Regions from separate parts of the Homo sapiens genome. Here region 2 is linked to region 1. Evidence: chromatin loops called from intact Hi-C (ENCODE). Cell type or tissue: Caco-2. All regions are shown on one strand. Each heading gives the region's core, and the rest is flanking DNA. Links, peaks and the distances in the headings are about the cores only. Region 1 overlaps LINC02542 (long intergenic non-protein coding RNA 2542). Region 2 overlaps LINC02542 (long intergenic non-protein coding RNA 2542).

Region 1 (16,842 bases), core at 6,381-11,380:
TTGAGGCACCAGAAAGTACAGCTTATTTTAAAAGACTTTCCAGCCTATAAGAGGATTTAAATTTGATTTATTCTGAGTATTCTGTTACACATATGTGCACTTATGTTTCTGAGTACTCTGTTGTACATCTGTGCACTTACGGCCCTGATGGGACAAGACCAGTACAACTCTAATTAAATCAAAGAGTAGCCTCTGAAGGAAAAACTCACCCTGCGGGAAAGGAGAATCAGGCAAATAAACTTGACCCAACTAAACTTCAGGTATCTGAGGTTCACTCACTTCTTAGCGCTACATGGTGTCTATCTCTTAGGTCTGACATCACACACAAACAGCTAGGTGCTAGGGAGCAGAGGTGTTTTGAGAAAACCTAGAAGGACTCCCTTCACTCTGTAAAGCAGTGGAGCTTAGAAAATGCTCTGGTGATGCCTATGTGCCAGCCAGTGACACAAAAGTGGCTGTTGGAGGTGGTGATTACTCCATTTCTGTGAGGAAGATAGCACAGCTTTGGTACCTGGATGACTTAAGCACATTCAGGCCCAAACACACAGGCTGCAGTATCCAGAGGAAATGTGGGGGCAGAAGTAATGTGTCTGGCAGGGAAGTGGCACTGGTGTATCTTGGAGTGGTTTCAGCATCTGCATAGGTATGGATGTCCCAAAGAGATGCTGATGTCAACTGACAGAGGCCTTACATTTAGAAAAGGAAGCTTATGGTGCTCGCTTCGGCAGCACATATACTGGAAAAGGAAGCTTATGGAGGGACCGGAAGGAGGCTATTTCATCCAGCTTTGTTTGACATGACCTTTGCTTAAGGGCACCAGGGCAGGAAAGTAGAAAGTGACATATGCTATAGTGTGTCATATAGGATCTATGTCTAAGCCCTTGTGAGACACTCTGGGGGACTCCTAGGAAAACCTAAAGGGAGACCCTCAATGGGAGTGAGGTTAAATTCTAACTCACACTATCCAAAGGCTCCCATTACTTTTACCATGGATTTCCTTGGACTCAGAACACACACGATCCCTTAAAATAATACACATAAGAAAGCTGAACCTGGATCCCTTTCTTACACCTTACACAAAAATCAACTCAAGATGGATTAAAGACTTAAATGTAAGACCTAATACCATAAAAACCCTAGAAGAAAACCTAGGCAATACCATTCAGGACATAGGCATGGGCAAAGACTTCATGACTAAAACAACAAAAGCAATGGCAACAAAAGCCAAAATTGACAAATGGGATACAATTAAACTAAAGAGCTTCTGCACAGCAAAATAAACTATCATCAGAGTGAACAGGCAACCTACAGATTGGGAGAAAAATTTTGCAATTTATCCATCTGACAAAGGGCTAATATCCAGAATCTACAAAGAACTTAAACAAATTTACAAGAAAAAAAAACCCCAACAAAAACTGGGCAAAGGATATGAACAGACACTTCTCAAAAGAAGACATTTATGCAGGCAAAAAACATATGAAAAAAAGCTCATCATCACTGTCATTAGAGAAATGCAAATCAAAACCACAATGAGGTATCATCTCGTGCCAGTTAGAATGGCAATCATTAAAAAGCCAGGAAACAACAGATGCTGGAGAGGACATGGAGAAATAGGAACGCTTTTACACTGTTGGTGGGAGTGTAAATTAGTTCAATCATTGTGGAAGATAGTGTGGTGATTCTTCAAGGATCTAGAACTAGAAATACCATTTAACCCAGCAACCCCATTACTGCATATATACCCAAAGGATTAAAAATCATTCTACTATAAAAACACATGCACATGTATGTTTATTGCAGCCCTGTTCATGATAGCAAAGTCTTGGAACCAACCCAAATGCCTATCAATGATAGACTGGATAAAGAAAATGTGGCACATATACATCATGGAATACTACACAGCCATAAAAAATGATGAGTTCATGTCCTTTGCAGGGACATGGATGAAACTGGAAACCATCATTCTTAGCAAAGTAACACAAGAAGAGAAAACCAAACACAGCATGTTCTCACTCATAAGTGGGAGCTGAACAATGAGAACACATGGACACAGGGAAGGGAACATCACACACTGGGGCCTGTCAGGGGATGGGGGGCTAGGGGAGGGATAGCATTAGGAGAAATACCTAATGCAAATGATGAGTTGATGGGTGCAGCAAACCAACAAGGCACATGTATACTTAGGTAACAAACCTGCATATTGCACATATGTACCCCAGAGCTTAAAGTATAATTTAAAAATAATAATAATAATAAAAATACACATATATTCAAATTTAAGAATGCTTCTTTAGGATGAGCAAATGATTAGGTTTTCCCTTCTTACCTCATTTCCTAAATAGGACTTGTTTTTAACTATGCTGTTTGTTATGTTTTTAAGAGTGAGGAACATTGAACGATTCACTGCTTTGAAATCTTTACTATATCTCCCCATGATGTATAGTGGTAGGTCACAACTTCAAGGACAATGAGGTGGATGGACAGGTAACTATGTGTGAATGTGTGATATGATGGTTACAAGACCACAGAGAGTGGCTGGAGAGAGCACTGGCCCTGTCTAAAGGCATGCTGCTTCATTGAAAACAAAACAAAAACCAAAAACCCTTCACCACACAAAACATGTCCATGGGCCACATTAAGCCAAGAGGCTACCTGGATTGTCATTATATCATTGTTGTAACTCTCACCACATAGATAGTTTACCTCTAGCTCAGGCTGAGATCAACTCTGTCTTTCATGGTTGACATGGATGAAAACGAACGGAAGCATATCATAGTATCACTCCAATTATCCTTGGAGCTGGCCAAAAGAAGGGACCCTACTGCTTCATCTTTGTATTCTGTTTACCAGTTCAGTTTGCAAATAATCAGCATTGTGATCTCATGGGGAAACTATGTCAGATAAAAGAGAATGATAATACCAAACAACTATTGGGAGCTCATTTCTTGCCAGGCCCTGTACTAGGAATTTTCCTTATCCTGTTTCATTTACTCTTCCTAACTAACCTATTGCATAAGAACTATCATTATCGCAATTTTATGGATGAGAGAGCTGAACACAATAGGTGAAGCAGAAATTTGGTGACTGCAAAGTCTATGATTGTAACCAAAATATATATATTTATATAAAGCAAGTGTGAGTCAGTGGTTCAAGGATTGTGCAATAGGCTAGAAGGAAAGATATTGAATGTAGGTAATATTTAACAGGGAATTACTGTTTCCAACAATAGACCTTAGCAGCATTAGCAAGAGGAAGAGCAGTGGACCCAGGAGAGCTTGGAGAGGGGCTCAGTGGTGGGAGACTGAGGTTAGGGTTAGGGTTGAAGTGCAATCTGACAGAAGGGTGGGTGGAGACAGTGTTGAGTCTGAGCTTCTCCTCCCCCACAATTTCTCTTTCTTCATCCCCCCTCTACCCTTCATCTGTCCACTTACACAAATTCCAACTAAGAAGAGATAACCGAAACTTAGAAAAACACTGTATTTCATATATTTGAAGCATACGTGATTTCTCTCTACATCTCCCACCCTCCCCTTGGGTGTCTGGCCTCTGTTAAGTTAGGAAAACAGAAAAATGTAAACTTTAGTGATGTGGAGAAAAGGACAGACTCTTCCCCTTCATACCGCACCACAGTTGTATTCTAAGGTCTAGGTTAGGTGTGTTACGGATGTTTCTCTCTGAGGGAGGGGCCTGAAGAGATCAGAGACAATGAACTCCAACCCCTACAGAAGCCTTGAGAGGCAGAGCAAAGTGCTCGCTGTTCTGTCCCTTCTGGTCTCTGGACTCTGTTTAGGAGTCACTTCTAGTACTAATATTTCTGTCAATGAAGAGACTCTCCCCATACTTCCTGATGTCACCCTGTGATGGCTAATTGTTTGTTTGTTTGTTTGTTTTAAGATGGAGTCTGACTCTGTCTCCAGGCTGGAGTGCAGTGACATGATCTCGACTCATTGCAACCTCTGCCTCCCGGGTTCAAGCGATTCTCCTGCCTCAGTCTCACAAGTAGTTGGAACTACAGGTGCACACTACCATGAGCAGCTAATTTTTGTATTTTTAGTAGAAATGGGGTTTCACCATGTTGGTCAGGATGGTCTCGATATTTTGACTTTGTGATCTGCTCGCCTTGGCTTCCCAAAGTGCTGGGATTACAGGTGTGAGCCACTGCGCCCGGCCGTGATGGTTAATTTTATGTCGACTTGGCTAGACAATATACCCAGATATTTGCTCAAGCATTATTCTAGATGTTTCTATGAAGATATTCTTAGATGAGAGTAACTTTTAAATCAGTTGACTTTGAGTAAAACAGATTACACCTCATGATGTGAGTAGGTCTCATCTAGTCAGCTGAAGGCCTTTAAAACAAAAAGCCTGACCTCCTCAGAGGAAGAGGGAATACTGCCAGGAGACTGCTTTGGACTCAAATTGCAGCTCTTCCCTGGGTCTCCAGCCTGCCAAACTACCCTGCAGATTTTGGATTTGCCAACCTCAACAGTCACATGGGCTATTTCCCTAAAATAAATCTTTCTTTCTGTATATATACACATCCTATCAGTTCTGTTTTGTCGGAGAACTTTATTGAATCTACACCCTACTTCACCAATTCTAAGATGTATATTTTTTCACACTTCTCTAAAATCATAAGATATTTTAAATTGACATTGTTTCCAGTGAAATATGATTGTTCCCAGTATTTGACAGAGTATTCGCCATTCCCTCAACTAGATATTACTTTGGAAATGCAAACTAATAGTTTGCTATATTGAGCTGAGTGACTGTAGTGTAACCACCATCCATGATTTGTATAGCCATGCCATGACTTTTCTCCAAGGATTTCAAAGTTCTATGCAGTTTTAAATAATTATTTTCCATAAGCCTGTCATCTAATTGCCATCTGTAAGCTCTGAAAAAAATATTTTTCCAGGGGATGCAAAACATGAACACTATGAGGGAGACAGAGCTTCAAAGCAATGCTTTGAAAGGGAAGGATAGGAAAATGGAATGGAATATATTTGTCCTCAGTTAAGCCTCATTGTACTACTTAAGCCCCACTTTCCTTTCCATACAGGATTATAGCATTCTAACCACCAACTGTACCTTCTTTATTCTGTTGAAAGAGGCAGTTTGTTTTTCTACCTGGTATATTTTCAAAAGAACTGGATAATTGGCCAATACCATAACAGTTTTTTGATATATCACTGTCTTGCATAAAACTAAGACTCAAAGGTAACAGTACGTCTTAAGTATGTGTGTATGTCAGCATCTCAGTACTTAGTATGTGCACAAAGTAGACATGGATAGTTGTGAATACATGCATGTCACTGAATAACCAGACAACAATGTGAAATGCTGGCAAATGTCCAGGCTTTTTTTTTTTTCTTTTTTGAGACAGGGTCTTGTTCTGTAGCCCAGGTTAGAGTGCTCATTGCAGCTCAACCTCCCAGGCTCAAACAATACTCCTACCTTAGCTTCTCGAGTAGCTGAGATTACAAGTGTGTACTACCATGCCTGGCTAATTTTTAATTTTTTTCTAGAGACAGGGTCTTGCTATGCTGCCCAGGCTGGTCTCAAACTCCTGAGCTCAAGTGAGCCTCCCGCCTTGGCCTCCCAAAGTGCTGGGATTACAAGCATGAACTACTGTACTCAGCCAGATGTCCAGGCATTTAAGGAAGCCCTTCAAATCTACATACTCAAAATCATCAAATAAGTGACTATTTGCCCCCCTTTTATTTATTTATGTATTACATCTTCCCTTATATTCTAGGTGCATGTGTGTGTATGTGTGTGATTGAGTAAGTCAGAGACAGAGAGAAGTTGAGCGAATGAGAGACAGAGATTGTCTCTTCTGGGTTGTGAATATTTTGAAGGTGGCTTCATCAAAATACCATAGGTTTAGTGCCACCATTTTGAATACTGCTTCTGCCACATATAGGCAATGTGACTTTGGAATAATTACTTAACTTTTCTCATCTTCAGTTTTTGTACTTAGAAAATAAACATAATACCTGCGTTGAAGAGTTTAGTGAGGCTTAAAAATAATTTTTGAAAGAAACAGGCGAAATTTTAGATCTCATCCCATGTCTCTCTCCTGCTGTAGCCCTAGGCACAGCGCCTTGTACTTGGAAGGTACTGTCATGTTTTTTGAATGAATCGCCAAGTGTCTTGACAAAAAACACACACTATTTTTGGCTTTCTATAAAACATGCAATAAATTTTATGGCCTGACTCTTTTGAGTACAAAGTAAAGAACCATTCATGATATGATCCCGTTTTACCCCAAATGTTTAATATTTTCAACCAGAGTCATCAAATCCAATGTATTACTTATGTTCTAGCCTCACTGTCCTATATAAATATCATCTTCATTTAGATGAAAACGACAACCATAAAACAAACAATACTGCAGATATTTCAGTTAAACCATGGAACTTACTTCAAGTTTATGGTATTACTAGTTTGAATTTTTCACAGAAGAAACCAAGATAGTCATTTCTAGTTTTTAAGAGATAAAAAAAATCACAAAACAGACATCTTCATGTCAACATTATTTCCCCTTTTGTTACTTTCTTTCCTTTCTTTTTCCACTGTCTTCTCCCCTACCCACCATCTGTTTGTTTGGAAGATCAATGAATGAATCATCCAACAGGCGAACAAACTCTGGATGACACATTACTTTAAGCCACATCTGAAATGAATTGAAAGTTTAAAAGGCCACATAATAACATCGATCAGTATACATGCTTTTCTTGTTGAAAGATAATCAGATGCCAGAAGGGCCCTTTGTAACACACTGTCCCAGGGACTATCAATTCCAACATCCACACATATGTTCCCCCCATAAAGCACTGGCAGCCATTTTGTACTTATTGACTGTGCCTCTATAATTCTTCTTCAGATAAATGATTCACCAGATTGTAGTAGCCCTTAGTCAGAGAATCACAACTAACAGCTAAAAGCAAGTGTCAAAACCAAGCAAATGAGAGAGCGATAGTCTCTTCCCACTGTTCCGGGTGGCAATGGAAAGAGTAAATCCTAAATAGACTGGAAGCTGAGAACAGACAGCCGGAAAGAAGGTAGGACGATAAGAGGGAAGAAAGAAAGTGTTAGTGGATGGATTTAGGGCCAGATTAGTTCAAAAGCCTGAGTAAAATTTCAGCTCTAAGTTGTAGAAACTGAGTGGAAGCTGGAATCCAAACAAGTACTTCATTTATTCAGTGGAAATATTTAACCAATACTCTATGTCAGGACATGTTCTAGATACTGGGGATATGTTATTAATCAAAACAGAAATGTGTAAACTCCTAGAAAGTATATTCCAGTGGGGGATGATAACAACAAACATTTAATGTAATCAATCAATCAATTACTCATAAAGTATATTGAAAGAGAAAGAGAAGTGCTGTAGAAAAATTAAAAATCAGGGCAAGGAGAATTGCAAAGGCCAGAGTGGAAGCTTCCATGTAAATGCTGTGGTCTTAGCAAGAGGATTAAATATCAATAATTCACCAGAAAACGGCAGAGTCACAAAACTAAAAGGAAACCATTATGTAACATAACACAAAGAGAGCAATTTCATGACAGTATATAAAAGGACTACTCACATTTTTCATCTAATTTAAAGAAAATATTTACTATGCATGTAACACCAGAGAAGCTCTGAAAACATTTCAGAGATAGTTCCTTGTCCATATGCTTCTTTAATAAAACACCTTTCTGCTAAAGAACACAGTTATGTGGACTTCACTTACTGGCAAGGTCAAAGTCCTCTAAAAGCAGTTTCGTTTCATCACTGTCCATGTGACTGATACTATTATCTTTGTTTTACAGGTGGGGACATTAGAATGTTGATGACTAAGCACCATGAGTCAGTGGTAGGGTTTATGGAAAACGCATGTCCTAGGCAGCATGCAAATGACTTCATCTTATGTGGGTTTGGCCATGTAAGAAGTTAAATTATCTCAGCAATTTTGTGAACTTGGCTTTCTTCATAATTATCCTTCTTCCCGTCTGCTGTCCCAAAAGACCTGGTTACTGAAGAAAGCTCTGTGAGAGCTAAGGATGAGTGTAAATGCCATGAAAACACCATAAAAGTATTCTGTAGGTGCCATGCCACAGGGTTCTTCTAATGAAGGAATTCAGGAAAAGCTTAGGCACTGCCAAAGAGTTTAAGTTCTCAAGTATTTTTTTTTCCCCTCTTAGAAAAGTGCCTTTTTGGCTGGCATTTCATAGGAAAATGACAAAGACTTTACAGCAAGTCCCTTATCTCCTTTCCTTTTTTAAATCTTTAGAACATGGTTAATACTATGTATTTGTGGTTCAACTAGTAAACACTGATTACACTTGGCAAGTGACAGCAATAGCAGCAACCCCACAAAACTTAGGCAATAATGATGGTTTCTTTAAATTTGGAATTCAAGATAAAATTGGGAAATGCATCAAGAAGGGATAAAGCTCTTTAGGTTATCTTATCACAGAATTTGAAATTTGTGGCCAAGAGAATGAAGTTAAATGTTTATTTTATACTACTTGATCATTCTGAAAGTTTTCCAAGTTATTTCAGACTAAACTTAAAGCAGGATATTGTGTGAATCAACTCTTAAATATTAATGTGGCCCTGCCAAACTGGTTTCCTTAAAACCTCTTTCATTTGTGTTACCCTACCATTTTCTCATGTAACAGATGAAGATAAATGTGCAATGCTGTTAGCCCATTTTGCTACTTGGATTACTAGGTTCACACATAAACACATAGAGAGAGCACCTAATTATTCAGGGCAAACGCCACTTTTGCCCAAGGCAACTTACTTTGTCTACCTATTACTCTTTTAGTGATCATTTTCTTTCCTTTGAAAAGTATCAGAATTGAAATACCAGGAATTCCAAAACAAACCACTCCTCCCTGTGTCATCCTTGTCCCGCTGCTTCTGATCTTGGCCCTCAAACCTAGTCAACGGCCTTATCAGAACTGATCAAGCTGACTTAGATTGGAGTTATTTTGATGAGAGCTTGAGTGTGTAATCAGATGTATGGATTTTTGCCCTCTCCCAGAAAGAGGTCAGAAACATGTGGATGGAGCCCTAAGGGGTAGCCTGGTCTCGTTTGAAATAAAATAAATTGGCTTCACAGTGGCCACTCTGACCTCTGGCAGTCTAATTTCTCAGCTGGATTATAACTAGATGCCCTACATACAGCTATTCTCAAGAACTACACAAGCCTACGAAAGAGAGAGAAACTTTTAACTGGTGAGAATGCTGGAGCTACATCTGTCCAGGAAACTGGTAACACGGTGACATCAACTGGGCTCCAGAAGTTTTGAGAACTTCCATTTGGCTTTGAGAAACAATTCAAGGTGTTAATTCTGACTTATAAAGCTGTCTGTGTTTTGGATGCTGGTTACCTTAGAAATGGCTCTAAGGCCATTTCTCTTAGCTCTAAGGCTGAAGAGTTCCCAGATTTACACTTCAAACACCCAGAAGCAACACCCTTCCATAAACAGACGAGATGGCTAGAATTAAGGGCTGCTTCAATCTCACAGAATTCTACTTTGTAAATTACAAATTTTACCCCTTGGCTTCCTTTACTGATTAGAAATATGAATGTGGAGAAAGTACCAATGTGAAAATTTTACCATCAGCAGATTAATATCCTTGAGTGTTAAAACATTTAAAGTCCAATCTTAAAAGAGTATAATAACAAATTCCAGTGTATATTTAAATAATGTTCCTGTTTATAACCCTAGCTATACAACATATTTATTCCATGAGATCATATATTTAAACAATTATCTTCTTACTGGCAAGTACATATTCCCATGAGCAATGAGATTTTAATAAATTAGATGTCATCATCTGTAAATACCTTGTTTTAAAATATGCCTTTCATTTATACTAGGTTTTTAAAAGAATTTGGCAGATGTTTCCTTAACCTCTTCACAAGATTGACTTAACCTGCATACACTTGTACCATTTTTACTATACCCTAATTATTCAACCATTGTTTTATTTGTCCAGAAACATCTGAACATGCTTTGAATAATCCAGACAGTGAAGAGTTGAAACTGTCTGGGGATTTAGCATAAGCTTTCTCTGGAACTAGCAGCACCATCAATGCTCAGTGCACCTCCTTTTAATATTCTAGTGTTTTAGGATCATTAACATTCCTTTCAGCTGCAGGATGTCTTTATAATTCTTTTTTTCACAGAGGAAAAAAACAGAAGCAGAATCGATTAAGAGGCTTACCCAAGGCCATTCAACAGATTACTGATAAAGGTAGAATTGGTGCATTATATCTCGTTGAAGAAAGCTTTTCCTTTTTGCGCATTTCTCTACCAACTAAATTAACCCATATCCTATCAGCAGGTGATGTCAATCTCAGAACACAAACTGTTCTTGCTGTTCCTGTTAAAATATATGTATGGAACACATGTATGAGAACACCATATAAAGGAACAAGAAATCAGTAGAGTGAGAGCCAATTCAAGATTTAAGTACAAGAGAAAAGTCCATAACTGTTCAAAATCGGACAGTTACTGGCAGCCTCAAATACTCTTGAGCTGGTATCAAAAGCAGAGAACTGCTGCGCCAGAATGCTAGGACAGTTCCTCATTCCCTCATACAAGCACAAGTATAGTCACCAGCATAAAAAGTCAAGATTGTTAGCAATGCCTAACCACCTAATTGCCCAAGTAACCGTCTTTCTTTTACAGGCCTCATTGTCTTGAGCATGAAGGAAGTGGCAAACCAGTGGGACTGTAATCTATTATCTGTTACCACTAAGAGCAGGGATGCATTGTGACACCAAGTGGGAAAAAAAGGCCAGAGAGATAGACATGGAGGAGACTCATCTGAGTAAGGCTGTACTAGACATTGCCTTCATCTTTCCTTCAAAAGACTGACTTACAACTGTGGGCACACTGGGGAGGGGAGCCAGGAGGAGATAAGAAAAAGAAATCAACTTGATAGAAGAGCTTGAATAGGTTGGGCAAGGAGTGATTTTACATAGAGAGTAGTTTCCTGGTCCTTGCTCTGGTCTACATGCCTGTGAATCAATTACACACACACACACACACACACACACACACACACGCTCTCTCCCTCTCTCTCTCTATCATAAATTAATTACTCCTGCAGATTATTGAATGAAGCCCATGCACAATGTGGCAGAATATGTGATAAATCCACCTGCCAGGACCCTTGGATGGTGCGTATGGTGGGTTGGGCAACACTTATCAAAGGAACAGCCGTCTTGTTCTCACCAAAAAGCACGTGAATAAAAGCCAATGCAAAATGAGCTGCAATCGTAACATTGTTTTACTAAAGTTAATCTGGCTGCCAAGTATGGTCCAAACAGCTTTTTGTTTGCTTGTTTTAAGCCCTAGAGCTTTTGGCTGTTGGCTTTTATGATTGAGATATCAATTTTGAGAAAATCCTTTAATTGTTATGCTTTTTAAAACCTTAATGCCCAGATACCACTCTAAAGGTTTCCTTGCCTTCCTCTGTCTGATACTCTGGAAAATGTCAGCTCCACAGCTATTTCATGATCCAGTGCAAAGCTAACTAGAAGATCATAAAACGATATGTCCAGAAACGTTAAAACGTTAAAAAAGTAGCTTGCTCTTTTCTCATAAACTAGATTCTAGTGTAAACTTGTATGAAGTACAAGCTTAAAATTTAAAGCTTCACAATTTTAGAATGTGTCCATAAAAAATATAGGAGTAATGACAGTGAATAAAGTATGTTTTTATAAACTTTTGGTTCTGCAAAAAAATTTTTAAAAACATTCTGTAATGAAATGTTTTAAGAACCTAAATTAGAAAAGAGAAAGGTACTAAATATGAAGACTGGGTAAATTATTTGTCTATAAATTAGAAATTAAATATAGATAGATATTAAAAACCAAAATATTAGAATTAATTAGATCTAAGATGGTGTGCCAAGTAAATATATTCTTTTTTTAAAATTTTATTATTATTACACTTTAAGTTTTAGGGTACATATGCACAATGTGCAGGTTTGTTACATATGTATACATGTGCCATGTTGGTGTGCTGCACCCATTAACTCATCATTTAACATTAGGTATATCTCCTAATGCTATCCCTCCCCCTCCACCCACCCCACAACAGTCCCTGGAGTGTGATGTTCCCCTTCCTGTGTCCATGTGTTCTCATTGTTCAATTCCCACCTATGAGTGAGAACATGCGGTGTTTGGTTTTTTGTCCTTGTGATAGTTTGCTGAGAATGATGGTTTCCAGTTTCATCCATGTCCCTACAAAGGACATGAACTCATCATTTTTTATGGCTGCATAGTATTCCATGGTGTATATGTGCCACATTTTCTTAATCCTTAGACGCTAGAATATCCATAGATGGAGTTCAGGCAATTAGCATATCCTTTAAAATAGTATGAAAAATCGTGTATCTTTGTGAACATGCTTTCTGTTAGATTCTGAGATGGGTTCACAACATAAATAAGAAAGTTTTAAAGCCACTGACACAAAAGATATGTCTTACACAATTCAAACTTTCAGTATTCAGTAATGCTTTGTTCTTTTTGATGGTTTTTCTAACTTAAGGTTGTTATACTTACTCAACTAGTAAGGCATATCTCAAACTTTTGTAATATTTGGTGTATGCAATCATTGCAAAATGCAAATTTCTTTTCATCATTCCTTTTCTGTACAGAAAGAAAGGAAAGAAGTGCCTAATAGGATAAGGACTATGTTATAAGTAATAACAATAAAATTAAAATGTTAGTGAATTTATTTAAATATCAAAAGAAAAATGCATATATACTGCCCTATTTTATTATCCATAAATCAAAAAGCAGTTTTATTCTATTCATTATTTTTCAAAGAAAGGAAGAAAATTCCTCCTCTTCCCTTCATTTTAAAGGTATTCATAGGCACTATAAGTATCTTACAGAAGGTTATTTGGCAATATGCTTAATGATTTGGATACTGAACAGTTACTTTAAACTGTATAGACTTGCTTTACTTAAACAAGCAATTTTCCCTTTCAAGAAGGATCTCATCAAAAATTGAACAGTGCCTCTACTTTACTGTCTGGAAAAGATGAGCAAAGACCAGAATACTTTCATTTATCCAAAAGAATGTATTTTTCTTCTTCTCCAGACTCCTATTTATCGAAAGCTTCCTGACTATGGGGGATAAAAAGAGTTTCACAAAACTAATAGACAATCTAAAGTTCTCTATACAATTGCAAATAATTTATCAACACAAATAAGAATAAACATTCATTTCTTGTCAATATGCATCATGAGGATGAAAGGAAAGTGTGGTACTTTGACATTTTTTTCAAACTGTTAACTTAATATAAACATAATTCAAGAAATGTTTGGAAGAAGCAGTAGACTCCTGGTATTGAAGCCTTATCTTCATATATATTCTGCTCAAGTATCATCAAGTTTTGAAAGCTAACTACTGACTTGCCTAATTTATAAGATATTATCTCAAACTTTTGTAATATTTGGTTTGTGCACACATTATGTCCCAGTTAGCCATAATGAACTCCAAAATCAAATGAGAAAAGATATCACAGGAGGAAAGGAAAGGGCATTTAGACATTTTACTTTTTGATCAAGTTTTTAAAGGTTTTATTATTGGTTTTCTACTTAATATGGCCCTGTGCCAGGCATGGTGGCTCATGCCTGCAATCCCAGCACTTTGGGAGGCCAAGGCGGGTGGATCACTTGAGGTCAGGAGTTTGAAAGCAGCCTGGTCAACATGGCGAAACCCCATCTCTACTAAAAATACAAAATTTAGCCAGGCATGGTGGTGCATGCCTGTAATCCCAGCTACATGGGAGGCTGAGGCAGGAGAATCACTTGAACCCGAGAGGTGGAAGTTGCAGTAAGCCGAGATTGCGCCATTGCACTCCAGCCTGGGCAAAAGAGTGAGACTTTGTCTTAAAAAAACAAAAATATATGGCTCTGAATAACAACATTCAAACTCTTTTGCTTGATATTCAAAGTTTTTATAATTTTATCCCCAAAATTCCGTGTCTTTGTTTCCCAGAAAATTGTTCACCTTAGCAATATGCTTCAGGTTATGGGCTTTGGGAGCAGTGAAACCTGAATTCAAGCCCTAGTTCCATTGTCTACTAACCAACCTTGGCTACTTGGTTAATGTTTCACTTATGAAACATGCATTTTCTCATTTAATACTCCCAGCAACTTGACTGATTAGATTTCAGTGATGATCAAATGAGCTACTCTATATAAAGCTATGCACAGTGTCTGGCACAGAGTAACTCTCCAGTGACTATCAGTCATTGTTATTAAAATATGTCTACACTAACGCTCTGTCCCTGCCTAGTTCATGATTTTCTAAAATGTATTCCGTCTCAGCTCCATACTTTCTCAGATGTTGCCATGCATCCAAATGCCACTTATACATCAAGTCTCTCCAATATACCTCCTTATAAAGTCTTCTTTTAGGACTTTTGTAAGCTCCCATATCCTAATTACTGACTTCACATATCATTTGGTAGTTCTCTATTATCTATCTGTTATGTATCTATATTTTCCTAAACTATTACTTATACTATTTCTATATTTTGAATTTATGTTTAGTATCCCAAATGAAACAGTAATTTAAGGACAAGCATTATCTTACATCTTTTCCTATTTTCCCTAATACCTAGCAGAATGTGTTGCCCTTATGTGTGCTACATAGAGATGATTTAATTTTTTAAGCCTATAGAAGAAAGAGACTATTTAAAATTATCTAAAATCTATTTACTTCTACAAAACCCAGGCCTATAGCATTGAGCTGCACAATGGGGTTTAGAAGCGTGAGAAGTTGTTAGTTGTTATAGCCAGTGTTGTGCTGGAGTCAGATGGAACTACTGTATCTTGCAGGCATCAGTTGTGTATATTTTTCCTCCTACTCTGCATACAATGATGTCTCATTGGTAGCTTGAAATAGGCCATGGTGTACTTACAGCACGAGAATTGGCAAACACTACAAATCTGGGCTTTCTCTCTCTCTCTCTTTCTCTCTCTCCTTTCTTTCTTTTGTTTTCTTTTTTTGGAAAGCTGATTGTTATACATACATTTATCAGCATACCACAAAGATTGATTTAAAGCTATCCAAAGGATCTATGTAGATTTAATACTAAGAAAACTCATATATCTATGCTTCCCTACCAGAATCAGAGGGCATTCTATGCACATAGAAATAGCATATTCATATTATTAGTGGAGAGATTCTACATTTATTATTTAAACAGTAATTTTCTTTGCAAATGATGGAGATATTTGGCAGATAGTCCATGTATTTGTATAGCGAAGCTATGGCTTTATTTTTCAAGAGCACCTTCTAAAAGGTGAGCTCTTCAGAGGAATTTGCTGGGTTACAGACATGTATCAAGCCGGGACTGTATTAATGACTGTGCTGGGCTCAGAGTAGTCACTCAGAAAAAAAAAAAAATAATTCCATTCATCTCTTACTTTTAAAATCTAATGTTGCTCAAGATGAGTGGGAATTTAAAAGAAAGAGAATATGCTCCACACACTAAAACAATTACCAAAGCACAAGTATATTCTTAGCCTTGGAGATTGTAAATAGAGATTGCAGCAGCTATTTTTCTGTATGTGTCTCTTTTGTCATTTGTTCTGTAATTCAAACAAGTTTTTAAAAGATGCCATTGTCTGTGTTAGGTCAGCAGTATAATCCTGGAGAAACTTATATTTGGTTGTTGTTGTTGTTTTTTTTTTTAACCATGAGGTTGATTGGTGTTTTCCTTAAAGCACTTCCAATTCAGGCCGTGGCGTCAGCCCTGAGCCTCCCTGCACTGCATCCAGAAGCAGCATTCTTTAGGTTATTATGAAGAGAGAGGAGGACAGAGGAAGGCACATTAGTAAAATCTCAGTTTGCATGTGATACATGAAAGATTTCTTCTGAAGGCAGATATAAAACACCACCAAAGATTAAAACATCATGACACACCAAAATCACATACTGAAAGTCCAGTGATCCATCAAACACACTCAGGACAAGACTTTTTATTGTATGTGACATAGACATTTGTCTCCTATTTCAGGAAAAACAGAAATGTTCTCTTACCACAGAGGCACAACAATAAACCACCTTAACTGAGAAATTCAAAGGAGAGCTGGATCTCCATTATACAAATGGAACCGCCATAGGGTTCTAACTCCTTTGTAATGAACTAAACTTAATAATTGGATTTCCTCATTTTCACAACTTCCCTATTTTTTCCAGTTCAGGATTTTAGTTTTGGAAGCTCCCTGTGCTCCCTGACAGAGGCTGTGTGCCTCAGGCTCCCCACCTTCTGCTATTAAAGTGGAGACTAGCAGATACTGAAGACATGTTAGTATTTAGATGAAGGCCTCACCCAGATGTTAACAGGAGGCATTAAAGAATATTTTTGGACAGAAATTGTGCATCTCTGGAATAGATTTTGTGACAGGAACAAACATTTCAAGCATTGGCCTTTTGTGGGATCACTAGAACCTGCCCGCTCACATTCTAAATGAGGAGAGTATCCACTATGGGACGTCTAAATAGAGACCCAAGATTATGGTGCTTACTAGGGCAAAGCAGCAAGGAAAAACATCCAAACTAAAAAGGCAGTTTACTCTGTAAACAGTAATTTTAAGTTGACATTTGATTTCAGATAAGTTGAAACATCTGAGCCCGAATCCCATGCCAAATTAAAACATACATAAAAACCATCCTTTGGGGTTGTGAAGCTTTTAAAGATGGAGCAGTAATGTAAGTATACTCTTTACACAGAGCTATTCCTAATTGTGTCTCTTCTGTGTTCAAAACACTTCAGTTGTTCCCTGTTACATTGTAGGATGA
Region 2 (16,842 bases), core at 7,804-12,803, 100 kb before region 1:
CATGATCTCGGCTCACTGCAAGCTCTGTCTCCCGGGTTCCTTTAACTTGATAAAGGGCATCTGTAAAAATCCACTATTAACATTATTCTTAATGGTAAAAGACTGAAAGCTTTCTCCTTAAGATCAGAAATGGGACAGGTATATCCCCTCTCATAATGTCTATTCAACATTGAATTTAATATTCTAGCCAGAGCAACTAGGCAAGAAGAAGTAATGAAAGGAATACAGACTGGAAAGAAACAAGTAAAACTATCTCTATTTCCAGATGACATAATCTTGCATATAGAAAATTCTTTTTAAAAAATCCACATGTACCCTAAAACTTAAAGTATAATAATAATAATAAAAATCCACAAAAAACTATTAGAACTAATAAATTAGTTCGGCAAGGTTGCAGGATATAAGATCAGCATACAAAAATTAACTGTTTTTCCACATACTACCAATGAATAATCTGAAAAAAATTAAGAAAGCTATCGCATCTGTAATAGTATCAAAAATAATAAAATACTTAGTAATACATTTAACAAAAAAGTTTTGTATTCTACATTGAAAAATAAAAAAAAAACTTGAAGGAAATTTAAAAAGACATAAATAGATGGAAAGGCATCCCATGTTCATAATTTGGAAGATTTAATATGGTAAAAATGGCAATATTCTCCAAATGGATCTACAGATTTAATGTAATCAGTCTCACAATTCCAGCTTCCTTTTTTAGAGAAATTAACAAACTGATCCTAAAACTCAGAAATTTAAGGGGCCCAAAAAGCCAAAACAACCTTGAAAAAGAAGAAAAAATTTGGATAATTCTCTATTTCTATTTCCAGTTGAGACTGTGTGGTAATGGTCCAGGATAGACATATACGTCAATGGAATATAATTGAGAATTAAAAAAAAAAAAAGAAAAAGAGAGAAAGAAAAAGAAAAAGAAGAAAGAATCCTGCTACATTTACAGCTTTTTTTTTTTTTTTTTTCCTGAGACGGAGTTTCACTCTTGTTGCCTAGGCTGAAGTGCAATGGCGTGATCTCAGCACACTGCAACCTCCACCTCCTGGGTTCAGGAGATTCTTCTGCCTCAGCCTCCTGAGTAGCTGGGATTACAGGCAAGTGCCACCACGCCCAGCTGATTTTGTATTTTTAGTAGAGAAAGGGTTTCACAACGTTGGTCAGGCTGGTCTCAAACTCCTGACCTCAGGTGATCTGCCCACCTTGGCCTCCCAAAGTGCTGGGATTACAGGCATGAGCCACCAAGCCCGGCCCATATACTGCTAATTTTTTAACAAGGGTGCCAAGACAATTGATTTAGAAAAGAATATTTTTTTCAACAAATTGTGCTGAGATAATTAGATATTCACGTGTAAAAATAACGAATTCGGATTCCTACTTCACACCATATAAAAATCTATTCAAAACTATATGTAAGTGAGGAGACTGTAAAATCTTCAAATGAACCATAGGGACAGGTCTTTATGACCTGAGATTAGACAATGATTTCTAGTTATTACTCCAAAAGCACAAGGAATAATAATAATAAAATAGGTAAATCGCATTTTTCAAAACAAAAACTTGTGAGCTTCAAAGGACACCTTTGAGAAAGTGAAAACACTTGCAAATCATAGAGCTAATAGGTACTTTTATTTAGAATATATACAGAACCCTTATAACTCAATAACAAGATGATAAATAATCCAGTTTTAAAATGGGCAAAGGATCTGAATAGACATTTCTCCACATAAGATATACAGATGGCCAATAAGCACATGAAAAAATGCCTAATATCATTATCTCTAGGAGAAATGCAAATCAAACCACAATGTCATACAACTTCACACCCACTAGGATGTCTAGAATCAAGAAAAATGAACAAATGTAAGCACAGTGGAAGATGTGAAAAAATTAGAACCATCATATATTGCTGGTGGGAATGTAAAAACAGCATAGCCACTGTGGAAAACAATTTGGCAGGTCCTCAAAACTAAACATAGAGTTTAATAATAAGATTCAGCAATTCTACTCCTAAACATGTACCCAAGAGAATTGAAAGCTTATGTCCATACAAAAACTTATGCATGCATGTTCATAGCAGCATTACTCATAATAGTCATTAAGTGAAAACAACCCAAATATTCATCAACTGATGAGTGGATAAACAAAATACGTTATATCCAAATGGAACATTATTCAGCCATAAACAGTAATCAAGTACTCATACATGATACAACATACAAAAACCTTGGAAACACTATGCTAAGTGAAAGATAACAGACCTAAAAGACTACAAGTTGTGTCCATTTATAGAAAATATCTAGACCGGGAAATCTCATAGAGACAGAATGTAACTCAGTAGTTTCCAGGGGCTTGGGGGCAAGGAGAAATAGGGAATGACTGCTAAATGGTACTGAGTTTCTTTTTGGTGTGATGAAAGTGTTTTGGCATTAGACAGAGGTGATGGTTGGATACCCTTGTGGGTATACTAAAAACCACTGAATTTTACACTTTAAGAAATGTGAATTTTATGATATGTGAATTATAGCTCAATTTTTAAAAACCCATGGAGAGGTTTAAAATGAAAATTAACACCATCGATAACTCTATGTTCTGGAGACAGGCACCACTAACATTTTGAATATTCCATTCCAATCTTTTTCTTATGGATATATACATATTTTAAGTCAAGCTCATATCCTACATATATAGACATATATTTTCCTCTATTGGCGTTACATTTTTTGTTGTAAGAACAAAAATTTTAAGAAATATTCTAAAGACCTCTTTTTTTGGAAGAGTGTATTAATCTTGTGGCAATAAACAGTTCCAGCTCATCCACTGATTAGACGAATGCAAGAAGTTGCTTTCTAGGAGCAAGCCTTCACATTGAAAATGATTTTGAATAGTGACATTGAGTGTAGAGGTACCAAGATGCTGTAGAAAAATGGTTTGACAGGATATTTTGCAAAACGTTTTTCTCTTTCAACATTCCTTTCCTTTCTTTCATAAATGTATTTGTTTTTCAACACAGGTATATAGTCAAAGGCTGCATACTGGCTAACGATTAACCAGCTGCTCTGATTATTTGCCAAGCTAATGTTGTACGGGAATATTGCACGTTGAATGATAAAAACCTTGGATACTGCACATTAAGTCTGGTACAACATGTATTCTAAATGTCCCCCATTTGACTGGGAAAGTCTAGTACATTTTAAGGATGGTTTATTTTTGTTTGCATTTAATTCAAAGGCTGAAACAGCACACCATCTTTTCTAAGTGCACAAATGGCTCCAGCATCGTAACTTACCTATGAAAATTAGGGGGATTTTTTGTTTTTTGTTTTTTGTTTTTTTTGAGACAGTGTCTCGCTTTGTCACCCAGGCTGAAGGGCAGTAACACCATCATAGCTCCCTTCAGTGTCAACCTCCCAGGCTCAAGCAATCCTCCTATCTTAGCCTCTTGAGTAGCTAGGACCATAGGAGTGAGCCACCATTTGATTAAGACACCAAATTAAAATTCTAAAGTACTGTGACCCTTCCTGGGCACTCAAATTATAGAAAAGATTTTTGAGGCAAAGCAATGGCTCTTCATGAAATAGGTCCTATCTATAGCATTATAAAAGTATTTCAGAAGATGGTTTAAGTCAAATATGTGGTATAGATTATTCTCATTAAAAAGCATTCATATAAGACTATGTTTTGCAGGCCCTTGAAAAAATTTCATTGGTTATCAGTTACAACATAATAGGTCAATTTTTTTTAGAAAAGGCAATTGAGATGCTCATGGTTAGATTTGCTCCGACCCACCCAGCAACACAATGGCAGATTGAAAGTCCTGGTTCTTTAATTCCCGGGCCTGGTTCTAATGCTGCTGGATCACAAGGTCTTTATAATAGAGCTTATAAAAGCACATTTTATGTGAGGCGACTGGTTAGAGAAAATATGACCTTTCAAATTATATCACCATTTTCCACATAAAAGCCTCAGCCAACCTCCTAATTTATGCGACCTTTGGAAACCATAAAATCACTTCCCAGGGAGAGTTGATGTTGATTTGATTAGGGCCGCTCTTCTTGACCCAGAGTGGGTAGGAGCCAGCCACCCAGGGAACAGCCCAGGGAACATCAAAATTCACTCAGCCCAGGGAGAAATCTGCAGTCTAAGGAAGTCATTTGAACCCAGTAATGCACTTGCTAGAGACAGCTAGTTACTCTAGCTAAAGGTTTAATCTTTATCTCCTCAATTGAAAACCTAAGAAAACCTTTAGATTTGCCAAATGCTTGAAGAGGAATATTTCACAGATGTTAAGGAATACAGGACTCTACAAATAGAAATGCTAAGAGTATGTATGCATAGAAATTAAAGTCATCAGAAAAGGAAATGCTGCCTGATTGAAAACTCAAACATTTAATAGAATTTCTGTTTATTAATAAAGCAGTTTTACTTTAGAACTTGATGAATGACTAAGTGAAACAGAGGAAAGAGCAAAGGACTTGACAAAGTGCTGTTTAATACCTTTAAAATATATCCTGTTTTTTAATATAAAGTCATTTTTATAGTATATCTGCCTTATGGGAAATCCCAAAGAATTGGATAATAAAAGATACAACTAAGATTTGTTGGATTTTATATTCACTACTTTTCGTAATGTACAGATGTAGGTACCTGGGTGAAATTCTACTTATATATATAGGATAAAAGTAGGATATATATATATGTGTGTGTGTGTGTGTGTGTGTATATATACTAAAAGTGTGTGTGTGTATATATATATATATATACACACACACACACACAGACACATATATATATCCTACTTTTATTCACAAAACATAATAGTAGCATTTTCCCCATGTGATTACAAATACTATGAGAATATCATCATAAACTGCTGAATAATGTTCCAACATATAAAAGTGCTACAACTTATTGAACTATTTCATTATTGATGAACTTTAGAGTTTTCAATTGTTTTGTATCATAACTAACAATCCATTAAACATTTTTGTGGATAAAAGGTTTTCGTGTGTTTCAGCTTGTTGTGTGGAATAGATGAATTTATAATGTGTTAAATCACATTTCCTTTTTGAAGATGAGTATCACCAACAGCCTTTCTATTTTTCTCCAGGTATATTACAGCCTTCTTTTTGCAATTATAATCATTGAATTTGGACTATGAATCAAAGAACCAGGTTCAATGCTGTATTTTTACCTGCATGCCTCTGACATTCCATAGATTTCTTGGATAATAATTACTCTCCCTTTAACAACACCATAAGTCCACTTAATCTATGAATTTGAACCTTGAACAAGAGATAACTGAAGAATTATGTAAGAAAGAAACAGAAGAAGTGATGTTCTCAAGCTCTGGAGATTTTCAGGCAGCTTTGAAAATCTTTTTTATCTTATGTTTTATTCCCATAAAACTTAAAATCCTACTGGGGCATTAAGGTAGTAGCGGAGGGGTAGTTTTTCAAGATGTTCTTGTACAGCTTCCTTCTAGAAATATCTAGAGTTCTCCAAACTACGTTTGAAAACTCACTAATTTAAGACTTGTAACTTTGCAGATGGACTTTCTTACCTGGGAGAACAAATTGTTCTTTTCTGCTTCAAGGAAATTTTAAAATGCTAAGTAAGGCTTGCTATCCTCAGAGGCAACATTGGCATCCTGAAACAATTTTGGCCATCTGATTCCTGAGGGTTTGGCCAACAGCTGTGCCCAAAATGGATAATTGTGCCTGGTTAAGTTTAGTCCTCTCTGACATCACACATCACAGAGGAAATCAGCCCCACACATTTTTCTTCAAGGAGAGAAGAGAATTCATACAGATGATTCAGAATCAAGGAATGAAAATGACAACAAGCATGCAAATGTCACACTGAAAACAAAAATCCCTCCTAGTTCATTGGCTAAAGAGACAGTAGAAACATCCTGGGTGGAACTGAGAGCTGTGACTCTTGTGCTCGGTGGCCTGGAGCCATTCACAGCACCATCGGGAAGTGAAGGCAGGGAGCAGTGCAAGGCCCGTTGTGTCTGTTTACCGAGTTCTGTAGGCCTTACCAACTATCATGTAGTAGTCTTTTTATGGAAACTAGATAAACAACATGCGTCACCATGGCTATTTCCCTTTATCAGAGAAGTGGAAGAAAGACTTCTACAAACTGTAGATATCATGGAAGTGTGTGGGCCTTTCCAAGCTATTATTGCACAAAATCAGAAAGAAATTGAAATGTTTTCTGCCAACGACTGATTATTTTTATCCAAGTCAGACAGAAAAATATTTCTAAACATATAGATGTTTACCAGCTGTTCCCAGAGGCATTCATGTGACTGCAACATCCTTTCTATCAGCCCTTTAGGTTTGGAGTTTTCCATGCCAAAGAGACTGAACATCTTCTGCATTTTAACCCCAGCTCAGAGACACTTCCAGGAATTCCAGTCCTCCAAGATTTCAATGTCTTTATTCCTGTTCTACACTTCAGTTTTGTGCTGAAAGCATCTAAAGGAAGAAGAATGAGGGAGGAGGAATTCTGCCTTTTTTTTTCAAAATTTGTATCACTCATTTTTTTTTCTTTTTTTTATTATACTTTAAGTTCTGGGGTACATGTGCAGAACGTACGGTTTTGTTACATAGGCATACACGTGCCATGGTGGTTTGCTGCACCCATCAACCCGTCACCTGCATTAGGTATTTCTCCTAATGTTATCCCTCCCATAGCCCCCCAGCCCCCAACAGACCCCTGTGTGTGATGGTCCCTGCCCTGTGTCCATGTGTTCTCATTGTTCAACTCCCACTTATCAGTGAGAACATGCGGTGTTTGGTTTTCTGTTCTTGTGATAGTTCGCTGAGAATGATGGTTTCCAGCTTCATCCATGTCCCTGCAAAGGACATGAACTCATCCTTTTTTATGACTGCATAGTATTCCATGGTATATATGTGCCACATTTTCTTTATCCAGTCTATTGCCCTCTCTTTAATCCACGGTCTTCTCACCTTTGTTTATCAACATTTGTTGACTGATGAGTTGATGTCTCAGTTTTACCTTCACCTTGCACTCACTGTGTTTCAGTGGATCCTTACCTTCTTTCTCTTCTCTTCTTTGTGACCTCAAGTTATTTATCAGGATCTTTCCTTGAGGGACTTGGGGTATGTAGCACATAATGTGGAAGCAGCGAGGGCCCATTTATCTGTTCAGTTACACTTATCTGACTATTATATTTAATTTATAGGGCATTGTCTGGCTCATAAAACTTTTAGAAGTCCAGCCTTCCCTCTCTTTCTCTTCCTGTTCCACCCTGCTGACTTCTTACACTGGTACATTTGTTTGTTTGTGCTCCCAGAGAAGACCCCTATGATTTCTCCCCACTTCTCCAATTGCTCCAGACTCTGACAAGGTTAAATTGTTGGCCTGAGAACATGTTCTCAAGAGGCACCCATGATTGTTGTCCTAATGCCTAATTAAGAAGGGTGGAGAAAATTCAACAGCAGGACCACAGTGTCATCATGGGAAGGGAGGAAATCAGATCAGTTTGCATAAGGGATATCTGCACTCACATGTTCATTGCAGCACTATTCACAACACCCAAAATATGAAACCAACCTGAGTGCCCATCAACAGATGAATGGATATGTGGTGTGTACACACAATGAAATACTATTCAGCTGTTAAAAAGAGGGAAGTCCTGTCATGTGCCACAACATGGAAGAACCTGAAGGACATGACGCTGAGTGAAATAAGAAGCACAGAAAGGCATATAACTGCACAATTTCATTTATATGTGCAATCTAGGAAAGTCAAACTCACAGAAGCAAAGAGTGGAACAGTGGTTACCAGCAGCAAGTTGAAGTAGGGTGGACAGGTGGGGTTGGCATGGGGAGATGTTGTCTGAGGATATAAGATTTTAGTTAAGTAGAAGGAATAAATTCAGAAGATTTATTGTACATCATGAGGGTTATAGTTAATAATAATGCATTGTACACTTGAAAATCGCTAAGGGAATAGATTTTAAGTGTTCCCATCACAAAAAATGATAAGTATGTGCAATAATAAATATGTTAATTAGCTTGACTTAGTCATTCCACAACGTGTGTGTGTGTGTATATATATATATATAAATATCATGCTGTATACCATAAATATATACAATTTTTATTTGTTGATTAAAAACATTTAAATTTAAATTTCAATAAATGGAAAGGGAAATGGGTTTGGAGTCACTCAGAACTGGATCAGATTCCTGGCTGCACAATTTACATGGACAAGTCCTTTAACCTTGATGAATGTCCACTTTCTCATCTTTAAAATTCACCTAATAATACCTCAAGAAATTTCTGGAAATATGAAATAAACTAATGTATGTGAAATGATTGGCAGATGATAGATGATCAGTATCAGGGTCAGTTTCCACCTCTCTGCCCCTCAGTTTCAATCCTTCTTCCCTGTCTTCTGCCCAGGGCTCTTTCATTCTATATCTGATACACAGACAAAATACAATAAATAGTTATTGACTGGGTGAACTTGTGTAAAGATGCTGGTGAGTAGACCATGTTTGCAAATGTGTAGAGTAATATCACCCTTTTGGCCAACCCAAATTCTTGCTTTGCATAGGGACTTCCTTAGCTCTCCAGAATTCCCAGATAGATAACAAGAGGGATACAGGTGAGATGGATATTATTATTGTTGTTTTATGTGCATCAGTATGTATAACTCTGCATGTAGATATTTATACTGGATGGATTTATATAAATTTTCTATTTTTGTGCAAGAGTTTCCTACATTCTACTTTTCTGGATTATGAGGAAATCTTTGAATAGAGTGGGCTTTGCCAACCTCTCCGTCCAAATTCCTGCCTTCTCTTTTCTCTTCCAGCATTCCCATGCCTTCTATATTATGGGTTAAATAATTCAAAAGTGCTCTACCTCCTTGGTGCCTTTGCACAATCATTTCTTCCATTAGACTCATCCTTCCCTTAATCTACCATGTATTAACTTGTCCTTTAGCTCAACCATTACTTCTGAGAAGACTCTCCTAACACCACCTCCTCTTTTCTCATAGTTGTCTAGACTTTTCTACTCACCATATTTTCCATTTTATTATTGGTTTAGTTTCTGTCTGTTTCCTCCCCTAGATTTTCATCCCATGAGAGCTGGGTCAGCAATTTTTCTTGCTTTCTTCTGTGTTTCTATAGTACCCCATAATTCCTGGCACATAGTAGGTGCTTTAAAAGTATTTGTTGAAGGAATGAATGAAGAGGTGAAAGCACTTCACAAATTCACATTTGCTTCTCTTCAAGTAATGCTCTTGTAAGTAGAAAATGGTTGGGTATATTTCCAACAAGGTCATTTTATATAATTTGGCAAACCTGAAAATGATTTTATGTCCGTCTGAGTCCCCAGCACTTAACTCAATATTGTTTTTAAAAAGTTTCTCATAATAAAATACAGCTAAATTTTCAGTGGGTATATAGAGGAAATACAGGAAGAAATACCACTTTTAAACAGGCAAGCTTCATGGGCCATTCACATCTAATGTGCAGCAGAAGCAATTCTATGAATTGTTTCCAATTCCATTATTATACCCATGATTTTTCAATAAGGATGCAACCGCATACCTCTGATTTCCTTCTTAGAATCTTTGTGATGTTGTCGATACAGGTGCACGCCTTCAGTATGCACAACATGATTCATAGAGTGTATAACATCACAGGAGGTTTAACAAACATAAGAAGTAACTAGAGTACAGTTGCTTGACTTGTGTTGCTAGGTTACTATCTAGTAATCCTCTTGCTTATCTTGGGCTTCTGGTATTTTCAATTCCATTTAGTGAGGGTTGGAGCTACTCTGATGTGTCTAGTTCTGTAATATATTAAAAGTCTAGCCAAAAAGAGGTGGCTATTCATTATAAGCGGGAGCTAAGTGTTTAAAAAAACACATGCAATGAGAGAAATAGACCAAATCATCAGGAAGGACAGTGTCAGAAAACTTTGTCTGACTTATTTTAATTCCTTTTTTTAACTATCTGACTGCATGTAAGTATTCATAAGGCTTATCTTGCCAATATAAAATATGCTAATCATGATATTAACATTTTTACTGTTAACACATATATTCTGCCCCCAAATGTCTTTTAGCACAGGTGAGAGAAAATTGGGTGAGTAACATGGTTTTCAGTAGTTCAAGTTTCCCACTCATGGATATTTAAAAATAGAATAATGGCAACATGTCTTTCCTAGAAATTCAAGAAGAATCATCTACTGACTGTCATAAAGCATGAACTATGAGTGATATACATGGGACATAAGAAATAGTTATGAACTTTTTTCTCCATTTAGGCCTAACAGAGCTGAAGAAGATAAAGAAAAATGAAAAGACAAGAAAAGAGAAAAGAAGAGAGAGAGTGAGAAAGAAGAAAGAAAAAAAGAAAGAAAAGAAAGAAGGAAGGAAGGACAGAAAGAAAAAAGGAAGAAAGAGAAGAGAGAAGAAAGAGAAAAGAAAAGGAAGAAAGAAAAAGAAAAGAAACTCTCAATAAATGAGAAGGGTCATTCATCCATTGAGGCAGGCAGGAAGTCACTATATATATTTTACACAGGTAATAAATGGCAGGGGTATTGCTTAGGGCAGGAGGAAAAAGGAATTAAACCCATAGAAAACTGGACAAAGTGCAATACTCTAGGAGTTAGACCTCCAAATTAAATCCTTACAATAATGTTGAGCAAGTGTTTTGATACGTGTATAAGCAGAGTCCTACTGGAACACAGAAGTTCTAATGCCTCCTGGAGGACAGCAGGGAGACTTCAGAGAGGAGATAGCCCTTGAGCAGACTTTCACAGCAATTGCATATTTCCTCCACCAAAATCTCCATAAGGCACTGAACTAATCCATTGCATTGCTGAACAGAAAGTTTATGAAGGGGAATAAAATACATCTGAGACTGGACAGCCACTTGAATTATTTCTAAAGTTCACACAACTCCAAGGTAACACTAACAACCACAACAATTACTATTATTACTAACATTTATTCACAATATTTTATTTTAAATTACCTTTAGTTAAATACTAAGAATCTACAGGACTTAATGCTACAGAACAGAAACCATAAGTAGAAGGAGGCAGTATCTCTCACTGATGAAAAATGAATGAGGACATGTGTTGAACAATGAAATACGGTTTAATAAGGTGTCTCATGTGAACCTGCATAAGACAGAAAAAAGTCTTGCTCTTTAAATCCATTAAACAATAACAAAGAAATTGGTGTCAGAAAACTTAGATATGCGTATTCAGCTATATTAAGTAAAACAAAGACCAAAAGAACTGGAATAATCTTAATTAGATGTTTATTCTAGTCAATATCTATATCTAGTGTGTATCATTTCGGACAGTTGTCTTTCTTTCAAAACCCTTCAGCTAGAATGCCTACCCCACTGTCACCTCCACTGCAGCCTTCAAGACCAAAGTCTTACATTATTATGTGGATCAAGGAGCCAAGCTCAAACAAACATAATCAACAGAGTTATGGTAAAAATTATAGTTGGTTAAATAGTTTACTGGCTCAACTTAAGCAAAAAGAAAGTCTAATTTTGCCAGAATATTGCAGTAGAAACTTCGTGAAGGGTATTGGGGCTGAGTCTACAAACATTTAGCCTAACTAGATTGGAAAGGAAACAAAAATTTAAAACAAAGAAACCAAAAAAAAAAAAAAGTGTGTTTGATTAATCACAGCTTGGCAATAGCTCCTCCACCCAATAGAACCCCAGAAGCATTTTCCTCTGCTGATCCCCTACCATCTTCTCAACTCATTCTTCTTAAGAGGCCCCAGTGAAAGTCAGTTCCACTAGATGTGTGCTGACTCAGTCAGGCCAGCCAACCTCGATTGAGAACTCACCTGAATGCAGGAGCCATGAGCCAGTCAGCTCATCTCTGAAGTGAGAGAAAGAACAGTTCACATCTTCGTTAATTAGATACTAGCAAACTAAATGAGTAGATTCATAGGAGTAGGCTATCATTTTACCACCTGAATGAGAAAAGGAGAGGTGGCACAGATATGATTCTTCAGCAAATTGGCTACAGCTGCCAAATTGCACATTCAGACAGCCCAAGACAGTAACTATTTAACAGAGTATCTGTGCTGGGCCTAAAATTTTCCTAAGACATGTTTTTATATATCTTATCATCAGTTGGGTTGAGGTATAGGCTATGAAGTATAGATGAGACATTCGTTTATCTTTCTAACTGAATTAAGTTCTTGAAAGTGCACAGAAAAGATGGATTCATTTAACACTCATGACTTGGATTTATTTTGCCTCAGTGCATTTGTCTACAAGATGAGACAGACAAATATCTGTTTAAAGGCACCTCCTAGTATTGAGCTGAAAGTAACATAAATAAGAAATGCATTTTAAAAGCTAAAAATTCAAGTGTAATTTTTATAGTGGATGATTTTTCTCTTTAAGCTACTGATTTTTTTAAAGTCTTATTTTCTTTGTGTTTTGTTTCTACCTTTGTAGCATAAGAATACTTTTTTTTTTTTTTTTTTTTTTGAGACGAAGTTTGCTCTTGTTGCCCAGGCTGGAGTGCAATGGTGCGGTCTTGGCTCACTGCAACCTCTGCCTCCTGGGTTCAAGCGATTCTTGTGCCTCAGCCTCCCAAGTAGCTGGGATTACAGGTGCCCGCCACCACACTTGGCTAATTTTTGTATTTTTAGTAGAGATGGGGTTTCACCGTGTTGGCCAGGTTCATCTCGAACTCCTGACCTTAGGTGGTCCTCCCACCTCAGCCTCCCAAAGTGCTGGGATTACAGGCGTGAGCCACTGCGCCCGGGCGAGAGTACTTAATACTTACAAATACAAAAGAAAGTTGTTCAAATCTAATATTAAAAACATAATTAGATATTAATCTGCCAATGTGCTTAACTCTACTAGATCAACAAGATTCTAAATAACAACCTGAAATAGAACATGTCATTAATGAACAAATTTTCAAAAAGTAAATTACACTTAAAAATTTCTTGAGAGTAGATCTCATGTTAAACATTTTACCGCAATAAACTAAAAGAAAAAATGTTTAAGTAAATAATTTATAATTTTATTGGGTTTTCCTATTTGAAAACGTCTTTGTGGACTTCAGGGAAAGGATGCTGTATAAGAAATTATTATTTTACCAATCCCATGTTGATTTTAGGCTCCACTGAAGAATATGATTAGAGTTTGGCCCACAAATTGTTGACAGAAAACTTGTATTCAAATTTTATTTGGTGACTTTCATTGAATGAAAATTTTATGAAGATGTTTGTCTTTTATATTATATTCCTTCCCATTCTGCCCTCATATATGTGCACTGGGGGATGATAGGGAGATGACGACAGGAGAGATTTATTAAAGGAGGACTATTTATTTTCTGGCCAATTTCTAATCTAAATCTAAATTCCCAAGAAAAAAAGACACGTCTTCCATGTAACTGCTACTTAGCAGACATCAATTTCTGCTGTCATTTCCAGAAAAGCACCATGATTTAGTGTGGGACTCTAATATCAGACTTTTGGGTTGGGATCTCTGCTCTGTCACGCTCTAGCTGTGGGACAGAGGGCAAATTATTTGACTGTTTTATCTCTATATTCTCATGTGTACAGTGAGAATAATATACAGTTGTTAAGATTCAATAAGTTAATACATATAAAATGCCCAGAACATAGTAAATGTTCAGTAAGTTTTACTTATTACATCCATTTTTTTTTAAATTAAAATGGGTTTTTTTTGTAAAAATTAATCTGCTCTGCTGTTAGAAAACAAGAGTTGCTTAAGGTGAAATGAAAGAAAGAAAGGTAAAGAAAGAAAATTCTATTAGTCTACTAGTTGCAGAAAAATCATATTTTATATCTTAGAATTGAAATGGAAGACCTCAAGAAGAGGAGACTCAGTCACACCAGGAGAAAAAATTGCCCATGAAACTTGAACTATTGCTAGCAGAGGTCACCATGTGAAAACAGGAGCCTGCAAAGCATTGTTGAACACACAGTCTTTTTGGAGACAGCCCAGGGACACAGGTCAAAACTATGCAACTTTCATTCTCTACTACTCAGTGAGCTCTTCTGAGGAATATAAGTGCTAAAAAAATCAGTCAAGAGGGGAATAAACTCTACCATGTTTATAAAAATGGCTATTTCAGTATTATGTATAATCTTGAAAAACTATGAAATGACCTAGCTCATAGGGAAATCTCTAGTTGATGAAATATTATTAAAATCATACATATTAAAATTAGCAACATGGAAAATAATGTTTAATACTAAGAAAAAAGGACTCGAAAGTGTATACAGCTTATTACTGCATCTTTATGGAAATACATTCATAAATATTTAATGCAATTATATGATAAAAGGCAATAAGCAAGCTGAGAAAAAATAGTTGGGTTTTCTGATAATTTCTTTGCACTGTTTTTGTGAGTATAATTTCTTTGTACTGTTCTACGTTGATACTGAATAAATACAAAATTAAAACATAAACACATATATGAAGCATAATGCTAAAATCAATCAAGTAACTCATGTTGTAACAAACCAATAGCTTAAATAACTGTTCAATTTCATGAATTAGTAGAGGATTTGTTTTACCTTTCTGCTTGTATTGATACTGTTACTAAAGCAGTGTTCATTTCACATGTGTAATAGGAAACCTATGTGTCATGACTTAGCAAGTTTGAAGTGAAAAAACATCGTATTGATTTTTTCTGTTTAAAAAGTATATGTAAGATAGTTCATCGTTCAATAGTTAATTATGATAAAAAATAGGTGGCACAGTAAAAAACCAACATTTACTGAAAACATATTATTTGATGTATAGGGTTTTTAGAAATATATGATTTCTCCTTTCAAATGCTACAAGAAAATTATGATTGATACCAGAGTAAACAAAAAATCAAATGCCATTGTGGTCAGGCACCATGTTTGCCTCTAGGAGTTCCATGAACCACAAATATAGACTGAAAAGAATGTGTGTCAAAGAAGTAGACCATGAGTTCCCTTGCTGCTGACTTCAGCTCAGAAACATGACCCCACAAAGCACACTGGAGCTGACCAAGTTGCACCCAAGGATTGGACCAGCCACCCACTGTGGAAACCAGTGAAAGACCACAGGAGAACAGGTGACTCCTCCTCCTCCCAGCATCAAGAGGATCACTAGGACAGACACCACGTTGGAAAGAAGTAAGAATTGAAAGGAAGAAGTCGCTATAATAAGGACTTAAATTTAGAATTCCCGGAATATTTACCTCAAAGAGAAATCTGAAATCAAAATAGACTGTTTAAATCAGAGGAGGCAAAGAAACCATTGAATGACATTATTTTTATTTTTCCTTGCTACCCAGAGGGGTAAGGTAGAGATGGGGAGAAGAGAGCTTGAGTTTAAGGAACATTATATAGAATGTAGAAAAAGAAGATAATCTTTGTTTATCTAAGCAGTATATGAATAGCTTTCTATATTTGGGGATCTCTGAAAGAAGAAATCACATCTTTTTCTTGTAGTTATCCCCCTTTAGAAATTATATAGTTATACAATAAATGGCACTGAATGAATAAATCACAAGACTTGAAGCGATGAGAGAGGTTTTCTAATTCATCATCCCAATTTCAGGTAGACTACCATAATTCAGCACAGAAACCTTTTTCTTGAGGACCTGGAGTATTTATCGTGAGTTTGTTCTTGGCCTGTGCAGTAAGCAGGCAGAACAGTCACTCTCCACCAGCCCTACCTTTCCTTTCCTGTCCTTTCTTCCTTTCATTACAATTTGCAGGCTGTTTTTCTTTACTTGCTGATTGTTAATAAATTTCTGCCCTTCCTCTCCCCACCCCTCATATCAGCTTACTTTTCCAACTAACAAAACACCAGTCTTGTTGAACCATCTATTACAAACACTGGAGCAGAATAGCAAAGGGATTTTTTAATCAAGGAAAAACTTGAGGTTAAATTATTACTATCTTGATTATGTGGGTTGTTCAAAAGAACTTTAATTTTTTTCTCCAATGAGAAATTCCTCCAGATAACCTATTGAGTATTTGAGTCCTCTGAGTCCTCCTGAGGCACTAGCACACTCAATTTTTTATATTGATTAAATTATAAAACACACCATACATGCAATTTGTTAGCTTGACTAAGTTTTGTTTTGCTTTTGTTCTTTTTGGTTTTGTTTGTTGTTTTCCTGTTTCCTTTTTTTAAAAAAAGGAAACCTCTAGTTCTATCTACTTTAGGGACATTTATTTGGAATGAAATAAAAGTGACTTGTAATTATAGTTTAATGCCTCAAAATAGAAAAATGTGCCAAATTGCTTAACCAAATACATATTTGGTTGGGATTTCAGAGTTACTCCTGAGTCAAGGCCCTGGAAAGTCTGAACCATTGCTTATCTTTAATTTATGGTTCTCTGCTAAGGGCAGCACAGAACTGATTGTTCATAAGGTTAAAATTTTGGCTTACGAAAGTTGTGCATCACAGAACAGGCATTAAGACAAACTTCTATTGCATTCTTTTTTTTAGTTGTGGCATCTCTTTCCCTCCGTTTAAGACTCCCTCATGGAGGTATATCCAATCCTGATTAACAGGGCTGTGGATAAAATGGTCTGAGATAAAGGCAAAGTGTTCGATGAGCTCTTCCTGAGATTCCTGAGCTATTTCATTTCCTTCTTTCTTATTTTGGCCTCATAAAATATTGTTTGTGGTGTCTCACCAGAAATGATCTTGTACACGTTAGCACTCTAACATGCACAATTTTAAAAATGCATTTATCTCCAAGTTTAGAGTAAGAGTAAGACAGAGAACTGTGCTTTTCTCAAGTGTTTGCCAACTTTCAAACTTTTGGCATTT

The links. A loop is a pair of places that touch in the nucleus more often than their neighbours do. Peaks named below come from ENCODE experiments on the same cell type or tissue, not always from the same donor. Only the 100,000 strongest peaks of a DNase experiment are listed, where the experiment ranks them.
Region 2: it touches region 1 in a loop (7-fold over the local background); 2 of 110 quality-filtered maps call a loop at or near these places.

The regions. Positions count from the first base shown.
Region 1 is chr6:81,930,726-81,947,567 of GRCh38, forward strand. All of the region lies in intron 3 of LINC02542 (long intergenic non-protein coding RNA 2542), which reads right to left. Among named protein-coding and RNA genes, the nearest start is that of LINC01526, 120 kb to the left of the region's middle. RefSeq lists an enhancer at 6,924-8,123. In Caco-2, for the core only: no CTCF peak of the experiment used is centred there; DNase peaks (open chromatin) are centred at 7,856 and 8,916; H3K4me3 peaks cover 426 bases.
Region 2 is chr6:81,828,468-81,845,309 of GRCh38, forward strand. It overlaps LINC02542 (long intergenic non-protein coding RNA 2542), which reads right to left. Exons shown (of 4, transcript NR_149135.1): 4 at 15,314-16,842. Among named protein-coding and RNA genes, the nearest start is that of LINC01526, 23 kb to the left of the region's middle. In Caco-2, for the core only: no CTCF peak of the experiment used is centred there; no DNase peak of the experiment used is centred there.